Linked DNA regions of Homo sapiens: region 1 is linked to region 2. The links are chromatin loops, found by intact Hi-C in ENCODE. Cell type or tissue: Caco-2. All regions are shown on one strand. Each heading gives the region's core, and the rest is flanking DNA. Links, peaks and the distances in the headings are about the cores only. Region 1 has its middle 440 kb from the start of HINT1. Region 2 has its middle 290 kb from the start of CHSY3-AS1.

Region 1 (12,173 bases), core at 2,133-10,132, 520 kb before region 2:
GCCGGTGAAAGGAAGGCAGGAGAGAGATTCTGTTTCCTGAGGCCTAACACACTCAACATTATAACAAAAGTTTGCAACTAGGACTATGGCAGTTATGAGCCAGGAACTGTGGATGAAAAGCAATCTATCTATATATCATAACACCACAAAGAGTAACTAAAGAGAAAGTTTAAAAAATTCTACATGGATGGGTTTTGGAGTTTTTATGTTTTATTTTATTTTTAGTTTCATTTTCTTATGGTTGGCTTCTGCTAGGTTTCCACTGTGTCCACTTATTAATCTCAAACTTTAAGGCGTATCTGAGTTACCCAGATATCTTGTAAAAATGCAGGCCATACTTCAAGTAACAAAGTCCCATTTCATTATTTCAGTAGTTTTTGGAGTAAATATTGACTTCATCTTTATCTGCTTCTTGCTAAGTAGTCCCAGCTTACATTCAATATAACAATGTCGAACCATTTGGTATTTTAAAACACACTATATCTCATTTAGTCCTCCCAGCAGCATCCTTAGTAGATTTAGAAGGTTGTTTTCCTTTCTGAGAAAAGTGAGCCCCAGGGCACACCCCAGATATTTCTCCATCTTGGTTTCTCTGTCACCCATCTTGGTACCAGCTGTTTCCCAAAGGGGCTGGGGAGTGTGCAGGGCTAGGTAACAACTTCCATTTAGGTAATTTGCCCTAGAATACTTTTTCTCTGAGTCTGCTCTCCTTCCTCAGGGGCCCACTTTGCTTGCCTTTGGTGTTTTTTCTTTCAGATTGAGGTGAAATTGTGCTTGGCCTCCCTTGAATCCCACTATGTGACAGTTTTTCTGAATGTTGATTTGACATTTGGGTGTCTCTCTTCAGCTGACTGATTGTCATCGGTGAAGCTCAATTTTTTTTTTTTTATTACAGCTCCTTCCAGCAGGTTCCCAATGCATATTAACATAATAAAAGCTTTAGGACATCTTTAGTAACAAAATCTGTTTTGCTGTGTTTAAACCTGTGTTTAACAAACTTACCAAGCCGTAAAATCCTTAGTTTTGGCAAAACCATTCTTTTTCACTTTGCCAATGATTTTGAATTTTAAATACAGATACAAACATACATTTATTTAAATTTGTGCTAAACACCAAACATTATACTAAATACTTTAAAGCAAGGGTGTCCAATCTTTTGGCTTCCCTGGGGCACACTGGAAGAATTGTCTTGGGCCACACGTAAAATACACTAGCACTAACGATAGCTAGTGAGCTAAAAAAAATCGCAAAAATATCTCATGTTTTAAGAAAGTTTACCAGTTTGTATTGGGCCACATTCAAAGCCGTCCTGGGCCTCATGTGGACAAGTTTGCTTTAAAGACATTATCTCATTTTATACTCACAAGCACCCTATGAGTTCCATTTGATAGGTAGAAATTAAATGGAGGCTTAGTAGTTTCCCTAACATCTAGTGAATTCAAGACAGAGCTCAAGTTCAAATTAGGGTGCCTGGCTCAAAAGCAGGTTATGTATCTTTTGGGGATGCCTTATTGCTTTTCAGGTATTCAACACTGCTCCTTTCCTTAGGACAGGACTATTCAGCTAATTCTGACTTTGCCTGCTTTAAATAAAAGGACATGTGTAGGATTGCAGTTAGTGAGGGTTATAGGGAGACTACTGAACAATTGAGCAAATTTTACCAATAAATTGAATGCCCAGAAGGGTGTGTTTGTCACCTAGTAAATGTGGCTCAGTCCATAAGAAACACCATTCTCAGAAGAGATTTTAATGAATTTTACAGGTGTTTCTCTGCTTGCCGTGTCTCTTCCTCCAGGGCAGCTTTGCAAAGCTGATGAATAAGAGGTGACACGCCAGGGGATTTCTGACTGGCACACAGTACGTGAAAATATGGAGAAGAGCTCTGCTCTTACCGGGTAAAGTCAAATCTAATTTCCAAAACTAAATGAGAATTATAATGACAATAAAAGACCCAGAATACCACTTTATAATATATCTCATTGTATTTGTAATTCTTGGCAACAACAAGACGAAAAATCCTGAAATCAAATTAGGGCAATCTGCATGACAAAATATTAACAAGAGACAGTGGAGGCAGGAAATTGTTGATCATTTTCATTATCTGTAATGATGCTGTGAACTTTATTTGTCTTCACCTTGAAGTTTTGGAGAAAATCTGACTCTGCTTGGCAGCTTTAGCTTCTTTTACTGAAGCATCCTGCTATTTAAATAAACATGAAGCCCTTAAAGTTATTTTGGAATGATTTCCTTTCCCAGGTGCTTGGGGTTTTCCGTTCTGAAAACACACTCATTTAGAAAACCTAGAGGCTCTAGGTGTTGTTTATTACTTAGAGGAACATTTTTGCCGCATTTAAGATTACAAGTTTCCAAGGAACTTTGACATGGTTTTGCTCTGTGTCCCCACCCAAATTTCATCTCGAATTGTAATCCCCACATGTCAAGGGAGGGACCTATGATCCCCATGTGTTGAGGGAGGGAGGTGATTGAATAATGGGGGCAGTTTCCCTTATGCTGTTCTCATGATAGTGAGTGAGTTCTGACAAGATCTCATGATTTTGAAGCAGCTTCATTGTCTGGGGTGACACCAGAGGTTCTTGGTCTCATGGCCACAGAGATCAAGGACGTGGACACACACAAATGGTGAGGTTTAGAGCAGAATTTTAATAGGCAAAAGAAAGAGAATAGCTCTCTGCTACAGAGAGGGGTCCTGGAAAAATGGGTTGCCAATGCACAGTGAAACACAAGAGTTTTATAGATGAGCTAGTGGAGAAGCAGTATCTGATCTACATAGGGTGTAAAGAACTGGTTAGGATCAGGTGTGCCATCTGCATAGGGTGTGAATCTTTCTGGCAGCCCCCACCCCAATCTTTTATTATGCAGGTAGGTCCTCTGCCTGAGTTACTCCATATTGCTTATTTCTTTCTTACTGTGCATGTGTTAACAAAAAAGGGAAGGTGGAGCCCCCATCATGGACATGCCTGGCCCCAGGTAGCCCTTTTTATCGGTGCGGCTGCTGGCATCCCCCCATGCAAGCTTCCAGCTTCCTCAACTATGTTTGCAGCTCGATCTTCCAGGCTTCTCTTTGTTTGAAAAGAAGTAATTTCTTGGACCGCTTTTTGCTAGAAGGGAAGTTCTGCCAAGGACTCTTTTGCCCTCACTATCTGCCTAGATAATTTCTTTCTCTCTCCTGTATCAGTTTTATAAGCATCTGGCATTTCCCCTGCTTGCACTTTTCTCTCTCCTGCCATCTTGTGAAGAAGGTGCCTGCTTCCCATTCTGCCATGGTTTTAAGTTTTCTGAGGCCTCCTCAGCCATGTAGAACTGCGAGTCAATTAAAACTCTTTCCTTTATGAATTACCCAGTTTTAAGTATTTCTTTATAGCAGTGTGAGAATGGACTAACACAGGCTTGAATGAAATGAGGAGCATTTGGTTTCAAATATCAATTCATCCATTCTAATATAACCTTGGACAGTTAACTTTGTTTCAGTTTCCTTGCCATGATAATGAATCATAGTACCTTATCAGGTTGTGACAAGATTTGAAGGAAACTATATAAACTCTCCAGCCACAATAGGCACTTCATGATTAGTAGCTAGGCTCTTATAACAATTCTTATGAAAATCTGCTGAAGGGAAGAACTTACTTTGCTCTCCTGGAATTTTAGTTATAGGACCAAGCTAATAGGTCAGATATTAGGCATGCATTGGAGATAAACATGAATGGTTCTCTCCAGTTGGTATTTATGTTTTTCCAGAGGTCAGAGATATTTATATGAGACAGTGCTGAGAAAAGTTGAGTGAAATACAAATAAGCAGTTATCAAGATTGGTCAGAGAACTGGATTTTCCAAATTGAACTAGAATTGGGAAACAATCAGTTCTTGGACTCATACCTTCCCCCATTTACTGGTAAGAAGATTCTGTTCACAAATGCATTTTTATATACATAAGGCAGGTGATCAGATTGCTTTTTATATTATGTGTTGGATTATAAGTCTTTACTACTCTGCACTAACAAATTAGTGCCAAAAGAGCTTTTTCTTAATATTTCACTAACTTAGAAGTCTTTACCCTCAAAGCATCAGTTTAGATGTGTCTCTAATGAAAAGGTCCTTAGCTCCTGTGGGGTTTGGAGAACAATACCCCAAAGTGTAGTGATTTGGCATGCTGACTTCTTTCAAATTAAGGGAAACTGGAAGACCTCAGAAGCTTCCTCAGCACTAAGGTCTTTCTAATGTTCTCTTATTTCTCCTCCCCAAGCACAGGGTTGTCTCTCTGGAATTTCTTTATCTGACTGGGGAAACTTCTTGCTTAAAAAAAAAAAAATGCAATTGTCTTAAGCTCCCTCCCTAGGAATCTCATTAAATAATCCAGAAAGTTGGCAGGGCACGGTAGCTCACATCTGTAATCCCAGCACTTTGGGAGGCCGAGGTGGGCGGATCATGAGGTCAGGAGATCGAGACCATCCTGGCCAATATGGTGAAACCCCATCTCTACTAAAAATACAAAAATTAGCTGGGCCTGGCAGCACGTGCCTGTAATCCCAGCCACTCGGGAGGCTGAGGCAGGAGAATCGCTTGAACCCAGGAGGCGGAGGTTGCAGTGAGCCGAGATTGCGCCACCGCACTCCAGCCTGGGCCACAGAGCGAGACTCCATCTCAAAAAAAAAAAAAAAAAAAAAAAAAAGATTAAAAAAAAAAAAACCCAGAAAGTTTAACCATGGAGAAAAGACTAAAAGTTGTTACCACACCCAGTCTGACTTTTCTTCAACTATTCTTCTGATGGCAGCTTCAAGAGATTACCCGGGAGACTTTTATCTGCCTACTAAGACCACTTCTGTTCACGGTGAATTTCCTGTTCCTCACCTTCCTGTAACCTATACACAAACTATAGTTTGTCCTTGGTCTCATTCAGCATTCAGAGAAAATAATTTACAAACCATTGTCTTGTTTTCAGGCTCATTCATTCCCTCTAAAATAATTTACTAACCCTCTAAAATTTTCTACAGCCCCACCATCCCAGTTTCCCTCTCCCCTACATAGAGGACATTTAAGCCTCAACCATCTGGCCCTTCTTTGAGTCTCATATTTTATACGGTTCCATTTATGTCTTTTCTCCTGGTAATCTGTCTATTATCAGTTCATTCCAGTGAAACTTCAGAGAGGGAAGAAGGGAAGCTTTCCTACAATCCCTACACTCCTTTCTGACTATTTCTCTGCTATCTTTGATTGAGCATACTGTAATTAAAGTGGGATTTGATAAGTGTGATTCTAGGTAAGATACTCAGGTAGGCTAATTTATCTTCCAGTTTCTTTCAACACCTTGCTTTTTCTTCTATTCTTCTATCTTTTAGCCTTTACATAAACTCCTTTCTTTAAACATAATCCTTGATTTATTCTCATTTATCTATAATTTGGAAAATTGTCTGATAAAGTCATTTTGGCTTACAATGATTTTATCTGGAGAGGAATTAATTTCTATCCTGCTCCCATCTACTGCTGCAGGCTGATCCCACATCTAGCCAAGAAAGGCAGAAGAGCTTACACACTTCACTATCTGAAAGCATCAGATGAGCTGGACCAATGCTTGAAATAAGATGTTTCCCCTTAGCAACTAAAATTATTCCTATAGATGACAAATACCAGGGTGGGGGCAGGCATTCCTAGACAGATGCATAGAACTATAAAGGGAAAGAAAAAAAAAACTGAAGTAGATTCTGAGATATGCTAACTCTGCTTCTGTTTATGGGCATGAAAAGTCTTTTTCCTTGGAGGACTGAATGTTAAAGATGTGTGTGTGTGTGTGTGTGTGTGTGTGTGTACCTCTGTGTAAAAGCATATGAAGATGTATGTTTATGTGTGTATCTGAGCACATGCATGTACTCACGTAATTAACTCATTATCTGGATAATTTTATATTAGAAATATTATAAGAAATTCCTCTGTGACTGTGTGTGATTCCTTTTCCTTTCTGATAATTTACAGTAATTACAAGTCTTTCTATGGCTGTTTAGTTTCAAAGATGATATCTGGGTAATGCTAGAAGCCAAAGTCATATGCCTACACACTCTAGCAGCCTCTTTTGTCCCAAGACTACCTAAATTCCTACCTGGATTATCCTCTAGAGGGAGCGAGAGGAAAAGAGTGCATAGTGATTATGTGTATGGTCTGAGCCTCAGAGAGGTCTGTATTAAGGTCTCTACTATTTAATGTCTGTATAAATTGGACAGATTATTTGGCCTCATTAAAACTCATTTTTTTTCATTTGTAAATAGAGGACATGTAACTGAGAAGCTTGTGAGTATGAAATAAAACATGTAAACTAGCATAGTGTCTGACATTTATTAGGTGCTTACTGAATGTTAATTATTATTGTTATTGCCATAATGATTATTACTAGTACTTGATTATTACTACTACCAACACCACTAGTATAACAATCAGTACATGTAGTCTTTAATGTTTCTATTGTCCCTTGGAGTTTCTGTAGTTAATAATCGTCAAACACATTACAAATTTGGATATCAGAAAGGGGATATTTTATGTTGGCCATTTTAAGTAAAAGATGAAATTTTATTAACTCGAAAGAGTGCCCTTTACTCATGTCAACTTTCTATTAGGAAATGAAAAGTCGGTTTGTAATAGGAACAATTGTTCCTGATTTATGTGTTTCAGATATGGCTATGTGACTGTCAGATTTTATTAATGTGAGACTCACCTTTAAATGTGATAATGAAATATTGACTAGGAAAGAACACTAAGTACGCATTTCAAGATGAGTTTCTATGATTGAAATTTTGTTTAAAAAATCAACTTGAAGAAAACTACCATTTATTAAGTATCTATAGATGTCAGATACTCTTTTAGATAAGTGATATTTTATGACATTTAAAAAATATTTATATTTACTGATATTATCCTGAGTGTACACATGAAGTTTCTGAAACAGAGCATATTATTATTTATTTTATTTTTATAGATTTAGGTGGTACAAGTGCATTTTTGTTGCAGAGACATATTGCATAGGGGTGGTCTTGGCTTTTAGTGTAAACATCATCTGAAAAGTGTAAATTGTACCCAAAAGGTAATTTCTCATCCCTCTCCCCCTCACACCCTCCCATTTTTGGGTTCTCCTATGTCTTTTGTTCTACTCTGTATGTTCATGTGTTTCACTTACAAGTGAGAACCTGCAGTATTTGACTTTCTATTTCTAAGTTGTTTCACTTAAGATAATGGCCTCCACTTCTATCCATGTTGCTGCAAAAGACATGATTTCATTATTTTTCATGGCAGAGTAGTATTCTATGGTGTGTATTGACCATGTTTTCTTTATCCAGTAGTCCGATGATATGGACACTTAGGTTGATTCCATGACTTTGCTATTGTCAATAGTGCTGTGATAAACATGAATGCAGGTGACTTTTTTATATAATGATTTCTTTTCCTTGGGGTAGGTACCTAGTATTGGGATTGCTGGGTTGAATGACAGTTCTATTTTTAGTTATTTGAGAAATTGCCATACTGTTTCCATAGAGGATGTACTAATTTATGTTCCTCCCAACAGCATTTAAGTGTTCTTTTTCTCCACATCCTCACCAATATCTTTTGTTTTTTGTCTTTTTAATAATAATCATTCTGACTAGTATAAGATGGTATTTCATCGTGGTTTTGATTTACATTTCTCTGATATTAGTGATGTTGAGCATTTTTCATATGTTTGTTGGCCGCTTATGTGTCTTCTTTTGAAAAATGTCTGTTTATGTACTTTGTACACTTTATAAATGGGATTATTTGTTTTTTTTATTAACACTGACTTTTTTTTCCTATTGACCTTTTTGTAAATGACATTGGTTTTGTAATAGGAATTGTGTTGAATCTATAGATTGCTTTGGGTAGTATGGTCATTTTCATGATATTGGTTCTTCCAATCCATGAGCATGGGATGTTTTTCCATTTATTTGTGTCATTTATGATTTCTTTCATTAGTGTTTTGTACTTCTCTTTGTGGACATTGAGATGGAGCAGAGACCCCTCTTAGGGGCATGCAGCCCCACCAAGCATGGAAAGAAAGGAAAATCTTGTTTCTTTGAGTGAAGTTCGAGAAAGCTAGCTAGCCCTGAGATGTAAATGAGCAACTTAATAGGCGAGAAAGTAATAGCGGATTAAAACAATAGCCAAAAAAATTAGAGTCATGGGATGCTTGGTCTCCTATAGAAACTAAAAGCAACATCTTAATGTATGTTCCTGAGTTTTTTTTTTTTTTTTTTTTTTTTTTTCAGAAATCCAGACCCCCACTAAACAAGTTTTCTGGCACATAGACCTCAGATAAGGGGGAACTGAGGACTGAACTCTGACTGTTGTTCTTTGTTCCACAGTTCTTCCTGAGGGCCTGAAGGAAGTCATTCTCACAAGCCAGAGCTAACATTATTTTCTATTGACCCCAAATTTTTAAACAAAGTTTCTTTTCTATAACCAATTGTAAATTAGAACATCTGTAATTTTCCTATGAATGACCTGTGAGCCCCTGCTTCAAGATAACCCTCCTTTGTAGGCCAAATTAATGTGTAACCTCCATGTACACCCTGTATTAATTTATACTTTTGCCTGTAACTTTGGCTTTCCTGAAATTTCCCCCTGCCTTTAAATACCCTTGCTCACAAGCTACTGAGGAGTTCAGGTTTTAAGTGAGCTGCCTGATTCTCCTTGCTTGGCACTTTACAAATAAACACCCTCCTTTCTTGTGCTGCAAACCTCAGTGTGGATGTTTGGCCTTACTGCACCAGACGAGTGGACCCCACTGTGGTTCATTAACAAGATCTTTCACATTTTTGTTTAAAATACCTTCTAGGTATTTTTTTTTTTGGTGGTTATTGTAAATGTGATTGAGTTTTCAAGCTTGATCATTATTGGTGTATAGAAATACTACTGATTTTTGTATGCTGATTTTGTATCCTGAAACTGTACTGAAGTCATTTACCAAATCTAGGAGTCTTTTGGAGGAGTCTTCAGGGTTTTCTATGTATGAGGTCATATTATTAGTGGACAGAGATAATTTGACTTCTTCTTTTTCAATTTGGATACCTTTTATTTCTTTCTCTTGCCTGATTACTCTAGCTTGGACTTCCAGCACTGTATTGAATAGGAGTGGTGACAGTGGACATCCTTGTCTTATTCCAGTTATTAAGGGGAATGCTATTATTATTTATTCACAGCAAGTAATGATAGCCAGATAGATTAAAACCCTACACCTAGGAGTCTATATTTTGGGTGAGGAATCCTAAAAAAATGAATGTGGATTATCTATGCCATCCTCCTCCCCTCCTGAGAGGGTCTCCTTGGCAACATAATGGGAAGGATCCTGAATTCTCACCTAGTCCCTTGGAATATAAATAAATCTCTCTAGAGGAAAGGGATCACATGAGGGTCTCCAGCTTTACAATGCAGATTGTTCCTGTGTCTGTCTCTCTCTGGAGTTCTCTAGGTATGTAAATTAGTCATAAGTTAACCTCCAGCAGTTGTTTTAATTTGCTCAGAAAGCTCTAACTATGCAGAAACATAAAATATTATCACTATAGCCTCAGATATATATGATTACATTTAAACCCACACACCACTATTTTTTCCCCATATCTCTTTTACAGAAGGAGAATCAAGGGTCAGAAAGTTTAAGTAAATTTTCCAAGGTCATACGACTAGTAAGGGAAAGATTTCTGATTAGAATGGAAGCCTGTCCGATGTGAAAGCTCTTTGGTGGCTACAATGCTGGCCTGAAAGACAAGCTTAAGGAATACATATTTTACATCTCCCTTTTCAGTAAGCCTACATTAAATGATTCTGAGGATATGAGCATCTCACCTCCTATATAAAGGCTTTTCTGCAGTCATTTGGCACAGTAAACCACTTACAAACATCATGGAAGAAGAGAACTGTTTGACAAAAAGAGGAAAGTAGGATTAGAAATTAAGAAGGTACATTTTCCTCTCTTTTCCACAGTCTCATGCTATTTTTTTTTTTTTTTTTTTGGTCGGGGGACGGAGTCTCACTCTGTCATCCACCTAGGAGTGCAGTGGTACAAACTCGGCTCACTGCAGTGTCTGCCTCACAGGTTCAAGTGATTCTCCTGCTTCAGCCTCCCAAGTATCTGGGACTACAGGTGCACACCACCCCACCCAGTTGTAATTTTTCAGTAGAAACAGGGTTTCACCGTGTTGGCCAGGCTGGTCTCGAACTCCTGACCTCAAGTGATCTGCCGGCTTTGGCCTTCCAAAGTGCTGGGATTACAGGCATAAGCCACCTCGCCTAGCCCAGTTTTGTGCTATTAATTCATTGCTGAAGAGTTGCCTCAAAGATTGGGAAGGCTATTTTTCTCTCCATAGGCTTTGCTCTCTTCCTATTCCAGTAAAGAAGTATTTTTCTTCTATTTGTATTATTTTGCTCTATGCTTGTAGCCAATATGATAGCATATGCTGCTCATGGGTGTTACAAAGACACGAAGAAGCTTTAATGCTGATTTTCTTTTTGAGTTCTAACTTCATAGGCGGTGAATTTAATAAGGGCAAAGAAGACAAATAATGTCTTTTGTCCGTTTTTGCTTTGTACCGTTGTTAGGTGACAGTATCTTTCATAAAGGCATTATGGTTCTGATGACCTAAATGTATCCCTCCTGTTGTGAAGAACATGAGTTACCAATGCATTAAAATAGTCTTTATTCCTGGTTTACTCAATTTTGCTGCAGTAAAAAGGACAAAGCTGGTGATAATGCCAAAATACTCTAATACGTAATGGTGCATTTCAAAACAGGGTTTTCAGGACCTCAGCAAGTCCAATATGTATCAGGGCCGAGCCTCAGGGATCATACCAGGGTGCAGTTATGCTTTCCCAGCTGACTCTGTCTGCCTCAATGTCACATGGGGCCAGGAATATTCCTGTGATTTTAAGTGTTGTGGTGAGGCATGAGTCATCTGTGAATGCACTTTTTAGGGTCTGAAGGTCCTATGAGGTATTACCCTTGAGAAAGACTGGAGAAAGAAAGGCTAGGGCTAGGAGTTGACCACTGCCACCCATGTCCAGGCCCTACCAGCAAAGTCATAGGCTCATCACGGGTCATTGCACATGCCTACCTGTGCCTTGGTATGGCTAGAGCCTGGATCCAAACCTCTGGTCAATGTTGGGCAAAAGAGATCACCAGAGATTGGGCAAGCTATGCTCTGAGGAAACTTCTGATGACAGCTCTGCCTGTGGCTACACTTGCTCACTTCTTTTTTGTTTTTAGATAGGGTCTTGCTTTGTCACCCAGTTTAGAGTACAGTGGTATGATCCTAGCTCACTGCAGCCTCAAACTCCTGCCTCAGCTTCCCCAGTAGCTAGGACTAAACTGGTATGCACCACTGCACCTGGCAAATTTAACTTTTTTGTAGAGATGGGGTCTCGCTATGTTGCCCAGGCTAGTCTTGAACTCCTGGCCTCAAGTGACCCTCCCTCCTCAGCCTCCCAAAATGCTGGGATTATAGGTATGAGCCACTATGCCTCACTTTTACTGGAAGATACTTAAGGAGGAAAAGGAAGGAACCTCTTGATTTCCTATCGCTGTCTCTTCTCTTCTTATCTCCCCCATTTGCAGCTTCTCTGGGATTTAGAAAATAACCAAGTAGAGATTTGCCTTAAACAATTGGCTTATTTTTCTTTGATTTATTAAGGAATAGGAGGGAGATTGTGATGATGGTGGGAGGAGTGAAATGTGAAGAAAATTAACCTTTGCATCCCTACTGGATGTCAGACCTTTTGCATACAGTCTCTTATTTTGGTCTTGTATCACCTATGCAAGGTAAGCATTCATTCCATCATCCATTAATTTATTGAGTGCTTATTATGTTCCAGGCAGCATTCTAGGGGCTGATCATTAATATCTCCAATTAAAGATGAAGAAAAAAATCTGAGAGAGACTAAAAAACTTGCTCCAAGTCGTGCAATTAATCAGTGGAGAAACAGAATTCAAGTCCAGGACAGGTCCACTGGGTCTGATGATTTCTTCTTTGCAGGTGGGAGGCAGTTATTTTTAAGAGGTTTAATAAGGAGTTTAATAAGGTTAACTAGACCAGTTTCTCCTTAATGATTAATGCTGAAAGTATATCTCCACATAATTTGTGTGGAACCAAAGCGGGAATGTGTGGAGAC
Region 2 (12,173 bases), core at 2,221-10,220:
ATTTGTAGCTTCACTTGAGTGCCAGCTCAACATATGCTGGAAGGAGTCTGAATGATTAACCCTCAGCTAAGCTGCTAGGCACAGGAAAGGGTGTGCACTCTCTGGAAAATAACAAAACATGTATATTTAGTCTCCAACATTCTGTTATTCACAATTCCCAGAATACAATGAAATCATTACAAAACATACAAAGAACCAGAAAAATGTGACTTAGAATCAAGAGGAACAGTCAATAGAAGCAGGCTCACAGATAAAGCAAATTATTAAATTAGCAGGCAAGGACTTTAATACAATAATAAACATATATTATACAATTTAAAAGAAAAGATAAGTATAATTGGTGGAAATATGGAACACTTCAGGAGAAAAACAAATAGAACTAAGTAGAAATTTTAGATCTTAGACACTCATTAACAGAAATTAAAATTCCCAGGGCTTTTTCCTTCTGCATTACCCAATCTACTGTTACATTATGATCCAATGATAGCTCAGGGAAATGGAAGTTAAAACCAAAATTAAATATCAGAAAAACTAAAATTAGAAAGATTTGCATGTGACAGAGAGATTGTGAAGAAAAAGTATTCTCGTACATTGCTGGTGAGTGTAAATAAAATAGTAAACCACTTTAAATAAGACTTTGCACATACTAAATCAAGTTAAACATAGACATATTTTTTGTTCTAGCAATTCCACTCCTTGGTTTATATGGCCAAGAGAAACAAGAGCATGCATCCACAAAAAGAATGTAGAAGATTTATTCATGACAGCACCAAACTGAAACAACTCAAATGTCCACCTATAATATAATTGATGAAAAATTGTGTCATATTCATACAATGAGATATCATACAGCAATAAAAAATACTACTCCATGTAACTACATAAATAATAACAAAAACATGTAGAGTGAAAGGACAAAGACCTAAAATGTATCTACTGTTTGATTCTGTTTATATGAAATTTAGAAAGAGAAAAATTCTAATTTATGGTGACAGAGTTTAGGATGTTTGTTACCTCTGGGTGTAGTTGGTTATTGATATGGCTTGGCTGTGTCCCCATGCAGATCTCATCTTGAATTGTAGCTCCTATAATTCCGATGTGTTGTAGGAGGGAACTGGTGGGATGCAATTGAATTATAATTCCATGCTTTACTCGTGATAGTGAATAATAAATCTCACAAGATCTGATGGTTTTATAAAGGGGAGTTCCCCTACACAAGCTCCCTTGCCTGCCGCTATGTAAGATGTGACTTTGCTCCTCCTTCATCTTCCACCATGATTGTTAGCCCTCCTCAACATGTGGAACTGTGAATCAATTAAACCTCTTTCCTTTATAAATCACCCAGTGTTGGGTATGTCTTTATTAGCAGTGTGAGAACAGATTAATACAGTAAATTGTTACCAGGTGTACCGGGGAACTGCTCTAAAGATACCTGAAAATGTCAAGTGACTTTGGAACTGGGTAACAGGCAGAGACTGGAACAGTTTGGAGGGCTCAGAAGAAGACAGGTAGATGTGGGAAGTTTGGAACTTCCTAGAGACCTGTTGAGTGGCTTTGACTAAAATGCTGATAGTGATATGAACAATAAAGTCCAGGCTGATGTGGCCTCAGATGGAGATAAGGAACTTATTGGGAACTGAAGCAAAGGTAACTCTTGTTATGTTTTAGCAAAGAGACTGGGGGCATTTTGCCCCTGCCCTAGAGATTTATGGAAATTTGAACTTGAGAGAGATGATTTGGGGCAACTGGTGGAAGAAATTTCTAAGCAGCAAAGTTTTGAAAAGGTGACTTGGCTACTGTTAAAAGCATTCAGGTTTATGCATTCACAAGATATGCTTTGGAATTGGAACTCATGTTTAAAAGGATGCAGAACATAAAAAATTGGAAAATTTGCAGTCTGACAATGTGATGGAAAAGAAAAACCCATTTTCTGAGGAGAAATTCAAGTCTTCTACAGAAATTTGCATAAGTAATGAGGAGCCAAATGTTAATTGGCAATACAATGGGGAAAATGTCTCCAGGGCATTTCAGAGGTCTTCACAGCAGCCCCTCCCATCATAGGCCTAGAAGCTGAGGAGAAAAAAATGGTTTCATGGGCTGGGCCCAGGGCCTGCCTGCTGTGTGCAGCCTAGGTACTTGGTGCCCTGCATCCCTGATGCTCCAGCTGTGGCTAAAAGGTGCCAACGTACAGCTTGGGCCATGACTTCAGAGGGTATAAGCCTCAAGCCTTGGTGGCTTACACATGGTGTTGGGCCTGCAGGTGCACAGAAGTCAAGAATTGAGGTTTGAGAATTTCCCTCTAGATTTTAAAGGATGTATGGAAATGTCTGGATGTCCAGGCAGTGGTACACTGCAGGGGTGGAGCCCTCATGGAGAAACTCTGCTGGGGCAATGCAGAAGGGAAATGTGGGGTTGGAGCTCCAACACAGAGTCCCCACTAGGGCAGCGCCTAGTGGAGCTGTGAGAAGCGGGACACCATCCTCTGGACTCCAGAATGGTAGATCCATGGACAGCTTATATGATGTGCCTGGAAAAGCCACAGACAATCAATGCCAGGCCATGAAAGCAGCCAGGAGAGGGGCTATACCCTGCAAAGCCACAGGGTCAGAGATGCTGAAGACCACGGGAACACTCCTCTTGCATCAGCATGACCTGGATACGAGACATGGAGTCAAAGAACATTTTGGAGCTTTAAGATTTGACTGCCCTGCTGGATTTTGGACTTGCATGGGGCCTGTACCCCCTTTGTCTTAGCCCATTTATCCCATTTGGAATGGCTGTACTCCATTGTATCAATGTTTGTACTCCATTGTATCTAGGAAGTAATTAACTTGCCTTTGATTTTATAGGCTCATAGGCAGAAGGGACTTGCCTTGTCTCAGATGAGACTTTGGACCGTGGACTTTTGAGTTAATGCTGAAATGAGTTAAGACTTTGGGGAGACTGTTGGGAAGGCATGATTTGTTTTGAAATGTCAGGACATGAGATTTGGGAGTTGTCAGTAATGGAATGATATGGTTTGGCTGTGTCCCCACCCAAATCTCAACTTGAATTTTAGCTCCCATAATTCCCATGTGTTGTGGGAGGAACCTGGTAGGAGGTAATTGAATCATTGGGGTGGGTATTCCTCATGCTGTTCTTGTGATAGTGAATAAGTTTCATGAGATCCGATAGTTTTATATTGGGGAGTTCCCCTGCACAAGCTTTCTTGCCTGCCACCGTGTAAAACGTGACTTTGTTCCTCATTCACTTTCCACCATGATTCTGAGACCTCCCCAGCCACGTGGAACTGTGCGTTTGACAATTAAACCTCTTTCCTTTATAAATTATTCAGTCTCAGGTCTGTCTTTATTAGCCACCTGAGAACAGACTAATACAGTTATTTACTGGAAAGTGGCATACAGAAACTACTGGGGAGAAGGAACATGTCTTGATCTGGGTGGTGGTAATGTATTATATATGCACATGTAAAATTTCATTAAGCTGCACACCAAAATTTGTACATTTTTGTGTATGCAAATTACATCACAATAAATAAAAGGAGGTACATGTTAGCATGGGTTATTAGAGCAAAAAAAAATGTTTGGAGATTTTCAGGATTATATAGCTAATTCAAAAACAGGTCATAAGATTTAAACTAATAACAAAATAATCAGTATTATGTGCTTAGAAATGATCACAATATAGGAAAATACCTATTAATTGACTTCTGGTACCATAATTTGCGGGTCTCTTATTTAAATGTTTTTAACATGCTAGAATCCTTGCACCTTTATTAGAATCCTTGATCCTCCACCTCCTGGCTTGAGACCTGGATCCAGTAGTTTAATCTTTGTGTTTCTGTGTTAGTACTGTAAAATAGAGAAAATAATAATACCTACTTTATAGGATTATTGTAGAACAAAATGAGAAAATATCTATAAAGTAATTAGTAGAATGCCTGGAAAATGAATGGGCCTCAATGAATATTTATTATTGTTACTTGTAGTATTATTCCAACCCATATTTATTTTAACTACCAATATTGGTTAAAAATAGCCCATGTATCTGTTTTAAGCAGGTCAGAAGTAATAATTATTTTATAGTAAAATATTTCTGGGAATTAATTCTTAAAAGAGTATGTATTTTGGGAGGCAAACTCATTCACATATCTTCTGTAGAAAGACTTGAGAAAAGGAGAGTACTTTTTACAGTTATGTGCATTCATAGATAATTTTATAAAATTATGTGGAAAATTTTTACAAGATTGAAGATAAAGATCATGGACTTTAATGTTTAATTATAAAAATATTCTAAATGCATACAATCCTTATTGCTCTCTATTTAACCCTTTTTAATAGAATAAATTCTAAAGTCCTTACTATGAATAAATAGATCTTTATTTGGCCTTGTTTGGAGAAGATGTTTCCTGCCTGCTCTTTTTGTCTCCAAGAAGAATCTGCTCTGACTCTACTGAACCCATAATACACTTTTCTGTTGCGGTATTTCACGTATTTTGTAATAGTTAATGGTTCTTCTTCCTTTTTTTTTTTTTTTTGCTAGACTATAAGTATCTTAAGGGCAACGGCCCTATTTTAATCAACTTTGACCAGAAATTAGTGCAATGATAAGAGAAATAAAGTAGACACACCAAAATCATTTACAGAATGAATAACTATTTTAGAGTCTAGAATTAACAGAAGACAGTGGGGAAAAAATCAGGGAACACACAGCTGGCTAAAATTATTTAAAATATTCATTCTTCAAATCAATATATATGAAGGACAGGGAAGTCAGCATCTGCCTAAGGGAAGAATATTGAGAAATAAAGATATAGCAACAGATTTTCATTTATTATCTACAGAGCAACAAGTGACTATTTAAATCCATTTATCAAAGATTTCTTAAGAAAAATATTTTTTGATAAAGTATGATTAGCTTAATGTTAAAAACACATTATTATCATTAATGTTTTTACTACAGTGGAAAGGAAAAAGAAAACAAATTCTAAAATCTTGTTTTGAAAATTAAAATGTTTGGGCATCAGAAATATTAAAATGCATATAAATCAGCACTATTATGAATTATAAAAAACAAAAAGGATGAAAAACAGGGAAGAGAAGAAGGTGATACAGATAACAAGGAAACAATGACAAGATGAAAAATTGTTAGATTTACAAAAAACGTGTGTAAGTTGCCTGTTGGAGGATTCATAATTTTGTTTGGTTATAGGAAAATTTTACGCAGGTATTATAGTAATCATGTATTCTTTTTTAAAAGAGGGTTTCATTTTAAATTATTAGGTTATTTTATGAACCACTGATAAACAAAACTGCTGGTTTTACTTGTGTGAAAGTGCTAAGTTCTTCAGAGTTCTTGAAAATTGCTGGAGAGATGAAACAGCCAATTAAACACTTGAGATTTAAGTTCCCTGAAGATTTAACACTTGTCTAATCGAAAGTCTTGATTGATACATCACCATGTCATTTGCAGCATGCCAGGAATTTTTTGTTTCTGTGAGAGATTAACAGGCAATTTTATAAAAAGTGTTTTGTAAAGTGCCCTTTAAACCTTCTTTCCATTAGCTCACCTGCTTTCTTCTTGAGAAAAAAGTTAACAATTCTTGATCTTTTTTCTTTATAGCTAAGTACATCATTTTGTTTGTTTCAAATGGGTCTAATACTGGATTAAAGTTTAAAGCTGTGATGAGAATCAGCCTTTCTTTCTCTTGATTTACTACCCAGTTTTCTGGAGAGGCAGAGATGAAGCCATTTTCTGGGCATGTTGAATGTATGGACCACACTTTCTTTGCAATAATTCCTATTGAGAGGTAGAATGGAACTCCCTTTCCTCCATGACTGGCTTCATGAATAGAATATGTTCAAATTCCAAAGCTGGATTATAAGAAGGCTTCCAGACTCTGCCTTTGTCTCTTGGGACACTTGGCTTTGGCGACTTAAGCTGCCAAGTGAAGAAACTCAGGTACCCTTGGGCAGCCAAGCTAAGAGAAGCTCCTTACATGAAGAGGCTCTGAAGGATGCGACACCTTGTGGAGAGAGAGAGGGGATGAACAGCACGAATGCTCTAGACAAGAGAGTGAAGATGCCATCTTGGAGTGGATCATCCAGCCTCAGCTATTCCAGAGGATGCCATGGGCATCAGCTGAGCCCTTCCCATATTCCTGACCCAAAAAATCATGAACAATAAAAAATGTTTGTTTTAAGCCATTAAGTTTTGGGGGTAGTAGATTATGCAGCAATAACTAATCAGAACAAATGAAAGTCTAGCAAAAACTTGAAATATATTTGTAAGATCAACTTTGCTTTCTACTTGAGCATTTTGATCAGGGAAACATATTAGTAAAACATTTAAATAAATACTAAAATAATAAATTATAAAGGCAATAAAAGTTATTATATTAGCATGTAATAAGTTCTCTGAGAGAGTGTGCAACCAAAATCAAACTCTCCATCACAGAAATAACAGTAATAACAAAAAATGGATATTCTTAAGTCCATTCTTAATTCTCCCTCAAGCAATGATAAAATGTCAACATTTCCAACCACCTAAAAAATTCTGCAGAACTGTTTCTGCCTTTTTGACCTGGTTGAGAAATAATGAGAAAAGGATGTCAAGTTCATAAAAAAAAAAAGACAAATTATTTTGTCATTAGGGGATACATTAATCACTTTGTCAGGAGAAAACCTTTCATTGGAGGGATAAGCCAAATACAATCCTAATGTTAAAACTCCATTTTAATTGAAAAGAAGCCTTTGATAACCACACTGTAACTTCAGATGAAATTATTATTTTTAAACTTGTAAGTATGGATATTTAACATTAAAATATCACATTTCTTCCTATACAATTCCAATGAATGGTTATGGACAGCAAAGTGAAACAAGAGGGACTGAATAACTGATATATACAGGTGGGCATTATTTTTTTTTAGTAGAAAGTTTCTAAGAATTTTCTAGACAAAAACATTGAGTCAGACTTGATTTTTAATTTTGAAATAATTATTATAATTCTTCCTTTAGTTTTTTGAATTGATATAAACAAGAGTTTTCAACCTAATTTTATGAGTTATTGACAGGTAAGAGAATTGTGAGGAAAGGAGAAATATACTCACTCTGATAACCAAAGATTAACAGAAAATGAAGCATTTTGGAACAGGAACTAACAGAAAGTATGGCTGATTTCAAGCCTGGACAGTAAAGCAGTTTCATGCTCTGGACACTCCCTTAGCACACCACATACTGTTCAATTACTAAAAGGTGATCTGAAGAGGGATAACAGCAGACTGTCAGGAAGAAATGTCTCATAAATATTTTCATATTTCTTCATGATGTGAGCTTTCTGAGTTCTAGCAACCTGGGTTCAAACATGAACGAATGGCAAGAACCCTTTGAAAATTAAATTCAGATATGTCCTGGAGAGATTCAGATTTTTCTCCCCTGGAACCATTTGTTTAGATGACAAAGGGTAGTGATTCTGGAGACATTCTCTTTCTCTTCCCCGAGATAATTTGTTTATATTAGAAGATATGATTTCTCTTTCTTCTGAAGGGAGGATGGGCAACTATGACAGCCATTCTATGAAAGCTCAGAAATGTATAATTCGGGGGATTCCTCTCCTATGGAACAGACCTCTCTCTTCTTGCACAAACTGGGTATATCTGACTTTCATCACATCACCCTGTAGGGGATTGGGGTGTGGGAAACCAATACAAGATTTTTTTGTAGGTAATCATTCTGTTTTCTATGTCAGAAACCTCATGTTTTCTGTCAAGACTAGTAAAGATAGATATACAACTCAGGAAAGTGGTCTATGGGGTAAAATATCCTATCTTGTAGTGAATGCAATGTGTGTTGGGGTTTGGAGCTCCTTGAGTCTGTTAATCAGGTTTCTGTCTTCATCCTTTTTCTTAATGCTCCTCAAATAAAAATATTTTATTAAAGTTAGTGCTGTTTGTTTAAAAATATCACCCAAGATTAAAATTAAGCATTTATTTAACAAATAGAATTGCATAAAAACTTTAGCTAAACTCCAAATTCTGTGCATTACCAGAATTTGGGAGCAAGGGCCAAGTGGCTGCCAGCGAAGCAGAAAATTATTTCTCTCACTTTTATGAAATGGATGAGATTGTTGTGGATGAGGTTTTGCCAATTTGACATCCCCAACCATGAACAGTGTCTTGCATTAGGTAGTTCTTAGTAAACTTTAATGGGAATAAATCATAGAAGTAGCTTGTTTTAAGACAAAGTATGCATGTGTGTGGCTTCTGATATCAGAGAATCAACCCCAAATTTCATTATGGATTTTAATGTAATGATGAAACTAACATAACCTATAACCATGTTTAATATACCCATCATGAAAGAATGCTGTTGTAATAGAAGAATAATGGTCAACATGGAGGGTAAAAAGGCAGCAAGAAGAAGACACATTTCATCAACTTTTGGGAGACCGGAGTTGTCTGGGCTGTTTCATAGTTCTTCACATGCTTACATTGAAGAAGCCAGAGCTGGTTGGAGGCTAGCAAATGGTAAGGTAAAAGTCACATATCAATTTTCTTTCGTATAACCCAACTCTCTTTCATTTATATATACATGTGTGATGGATTTAATATATCAATAGCCATTAGTCACTAGCTGTAGCTAGTCACTTTTCAATTGATTACTTAGAAGATGCTGCCTTTATGTACTAGTTCTCATTTAGTTGCAAAGTTCAAATAGTTGACTTTAAAAAACTGTGTAACTAGAGTGAGATAAAGACATTGCAGACATGTGATCATTTTAATTCTCTTTTGTCTTTTTTGCCTGACCATTAGTCGCTGATGCACACTGGTAAGATGCAGGTTTTCATAATTGCTTTTGCATAGAATGCAAGTTTTTAATTTGCCCTAGTTGATGTTTTACTAAACATAGTTTAATAAATTCTATAGATGAAATAGGTTAGAATATTATACCCTCTAGAACATGACTGATACATGCACATAACACTATGATTTAAATTTCATTTATGACTAAAACCAGAATATAGTAACACACATTGGGTGAATAGCCTACATTTTCCTGTAGCAATGGAAGTGTGAGTAAAGAAGGTCCTTGATGCTGGGAAACAGTCATCTAGTTGGAGTCATCTTGGTAGAGGCTCCTCTGCCTATCCAGGCCACATAGTTTGATGGCAATATGCATTAAAGTCATTCATTTTGATTAATTCTAAACCTGTGCTTAACCAAACAACCATTTTTTGCTGTTTGCTTCTAAGAAGGCTTTGGATATTGGAAAGATGATAACATGGGGACAATGAATATGTCTTTGTGAATTAACCGGCAACTGCTATCTTTGTATTAAGGACCCTATTGGAATTCTGTACCTGGTAAGATTTGCTAATGCAGATCAATTAGTATCAGAATCTGCTCTAAACCCTTTGACAAAGTGGACCCCTGAGACCACAAGGGTCACTGATAGATGCCAGAGCTGTCCAGATTCCACAAAAATGCAGAACTTCTGTCACAGTGCTGAAACTTCAAACATAGGAGAGATTTAAATGGAAACATTAGATGCCAATACAAGGACATCCAGAGACACAGTTTATTTTCACATTTTGGAAGAAAAATCTTTTAAAGAGAATCTGCCATAATTGTGCAGAACAGGGAGAAGAAAGAAATAAGTCATAGTATCCTTACTGATATCCTGAAGGATACTTTTAATCTGGGGCTTGGTCTTTTGTGTTTTGTTATTATTATATGTGGGGAAGGTACTTTTTCTTGCATTACCTGGTATTTAACAAATATTCAGCTTATGGCAAAAGATGGAAGACTTGCTAATGCATGTATAAGAAATAAACAGGGTAAAATAATAAATGACACAATGTGCAAGGAAGCTCCAAATCCATAAGGCTGAAATGAATGAAAATGGCTTATTAAGAGAGAAGAGAGATTAAAGGAGGTATGAGGTAGAGAAGACATAAATGGAGAGAAGGAAAAATGAACTGAGTCTGAGATGCCCTCTCCAATCAGGTTCATGCTCTTGACATTGAGATCCCTGAGCAAGGCTCTATTCTAGCACTTGAGGGCACAGCACTGAGCAAGATAGATAGTGAGGGTCCCTGTTCTTATAAAGCACATTATTTTAGGAAGGAAGGACAAGGACGTTTATTTTAAAAGTAAATAATGAATATTCCAGATTCATTGTAAACAGAATATACCAGATGCTGTTTCAATGGTAACGATTATGTGATGAGAATAAAAAGAGAATTAAATGAAAACAACTTGGAGGAGGTGGCAGACGAAGCTATTAAAGATTGGGTGGTCAGAAAAGCCTCTCTGGTGAGGTAAAACGTGTGGTAAGACCTGAATTATAAAAAGGAACCAACTGAGAAGACTTCAAGGACAAACTTTCCAAGCTCAGGGAATAACCTGGGAAGAGGCACAAAGGTGGGACCCAGGTTGGCACACTTAACGGAGGCTGGTATGAAGGGAGCAGAATGAACCAGGTGGAGTGAGAGAGAAGAGAACAGAGAGGAGACAGGAGCAAGTCCCGTGCAGCAGGTTTTATACACCAAGGAAAGGAGATTAGATGTTACCCTAAGTAAATTTGGAAAGCTTTAGAGACTTTTAAGAAGAGAAGCATCAATCATGAAACTATCTATGATCCAAATCCTGCTTCTTTTTGGAATTTTAAAACATCTTAATTCAAATAACAAGTTGAGTCTTCAAAAATCAGTGGAGACTAAATATTCTTAAATATTATTTTGAAACAAAATGAATCCCATGATTTGTAAGGCAATTCCCAGTTTTTCAAACTATATTGATTTTTAAATATTATTTGACTTTATATGGACCCTTTGATCTATTTTGAGATACAGTTAAAAAAATCAATGTTTAAAAAATACTTGATGAGGCCAGGCGCGGTGGCTCACGCCTGTAATCCCAGCACTTTGAGAGGCCAAGGCGGGTGGATCACGAGGTCAGGAGATCGAGACCATCCTGGCTAACACGGTGAAACCCCGTCTCTACTAAAAAAATACAAAAAAATTAGCCAGGCGTGGTGGCAGACGCCTGTAGTCCCAGCTACTCGGGAGGCTGAGGCAGGAGAACGGCGTGAACCTGGGAGGCAGAGCTTGCAGTGAGCCGAGATCGCACCACTGCACTCCAGCCTAGGCTACAGAGCGAGATTTGGTTTCAAAAAAAAAAAAAAAAAAAAAACTTGATGAAATATCCATGGAAAAAACATTTTAAATGTATAGCCAAATATTATGCTATTATAATATCTTCAATTTCTAAAGATTCTGAAGAAACCAATTAGAATGAGAAATGAATTCAGCTGTTCTGCCCATGTGGAGGAGAGACAGCTACATAGAACAAGGAAAATAAAAGAGCTACAAGTTAGAGTTGCTGGTGTAGGAACAAGTTTCTCCATAAAGATAAAGGCAGTAGTATCAAAAAAAGGTCAAGAAAAAAAGAGAATACAGAAAAATGCATAAAACCACAAAAGGAGAAAGGGACTAATTTTCTTATTAGGAAATTCTTCTTAATGGACTTCAATTTCTATGCAGTTTTTTTTTTTTTGTAAAGAAACGTAAAGTTCAAATTTCTTGTCGAATAAAGGATGCTCAAAGAATAGTACCTGCAACTGACTCACAATAGAATTTTTTGTTGTTGTTGTTTGTTTGTTTTGAGACAGAGACTCACTCTGTCACCCAGGCTGGAGTGCAGTGGCACGATCTTGGCTCACTGCAACCTCTTCCTCCTGGGTTCAAGCTATTCTCGTGACTTAGCCTCCCAAGTAGCTGAAATTACAGGCTCGTGCCACCATGCCCGGCTAATTTTTGTATTTTTAGTAGAGACAGATCTCACCATGTTGGCCAGGCTGGTCTGGAACTCCTGAGCTCCGGTGATCCGCCTGCCTCGGCCTTCCAAAATGCTGGGATTACAGGCGTGAGCTACTGCTCCTGGCCTAGAACTTTTTTTTCTTAAAAAATATTGTCATAAATTGTCCCATAATATCTGCTTTTTCAAAAATGAACTTGACATTTTTCCATATGATTTGGTCAAAAGTTACTTCATTAAATAATAAACTAATAAATCAAGAAAATATACAGGAGCCTTTAGAGTAGAAACAATGAATCATACATCTTAGAAGCATAAACTGATAGGTTTGTTCAACTTATTTATATTTAGGTGA

Evidence for each region. Peaks named below come from ENCODE experiments on the same cell type or tissue, not always from the same donor. Only the 100,000 strongest peaks of a DNase experiment are listed, where the experiment ranks them.
Region 1: it touches region 2 in a loop (10-fold over the local background); 6 of 110 quality-filtered maps call a loop at or near these places.

The regions. Positions count from the first base shown.
Region 1 is chr5:130,714,507-130,726,679 of GRCh38, reverse strand. No RefSeq gene overlaps it. Among named protein-coding and RNA genes, the nearest start is that of HINT1, 440 kb to the left of the region's middle. In Caco-2, for the core only: a CTCF peak has its summit at 6,141 (motif pointing right); no DNase peak of the experiment used is centred there.
Region 2 is chr5:130,192,976-130,205,148 of GRCh38, reverse strand. No RefSeq gene overlaps it. Among named protein-coding and RNA genes, the nearest start is that of CHSY3-AS1, 290 kb to the right of the region's middle. In Caco-2, for the core only: no CTCF peak of the experiment used is centred there; a DNase peak (open chromatin) is centred at 6,028.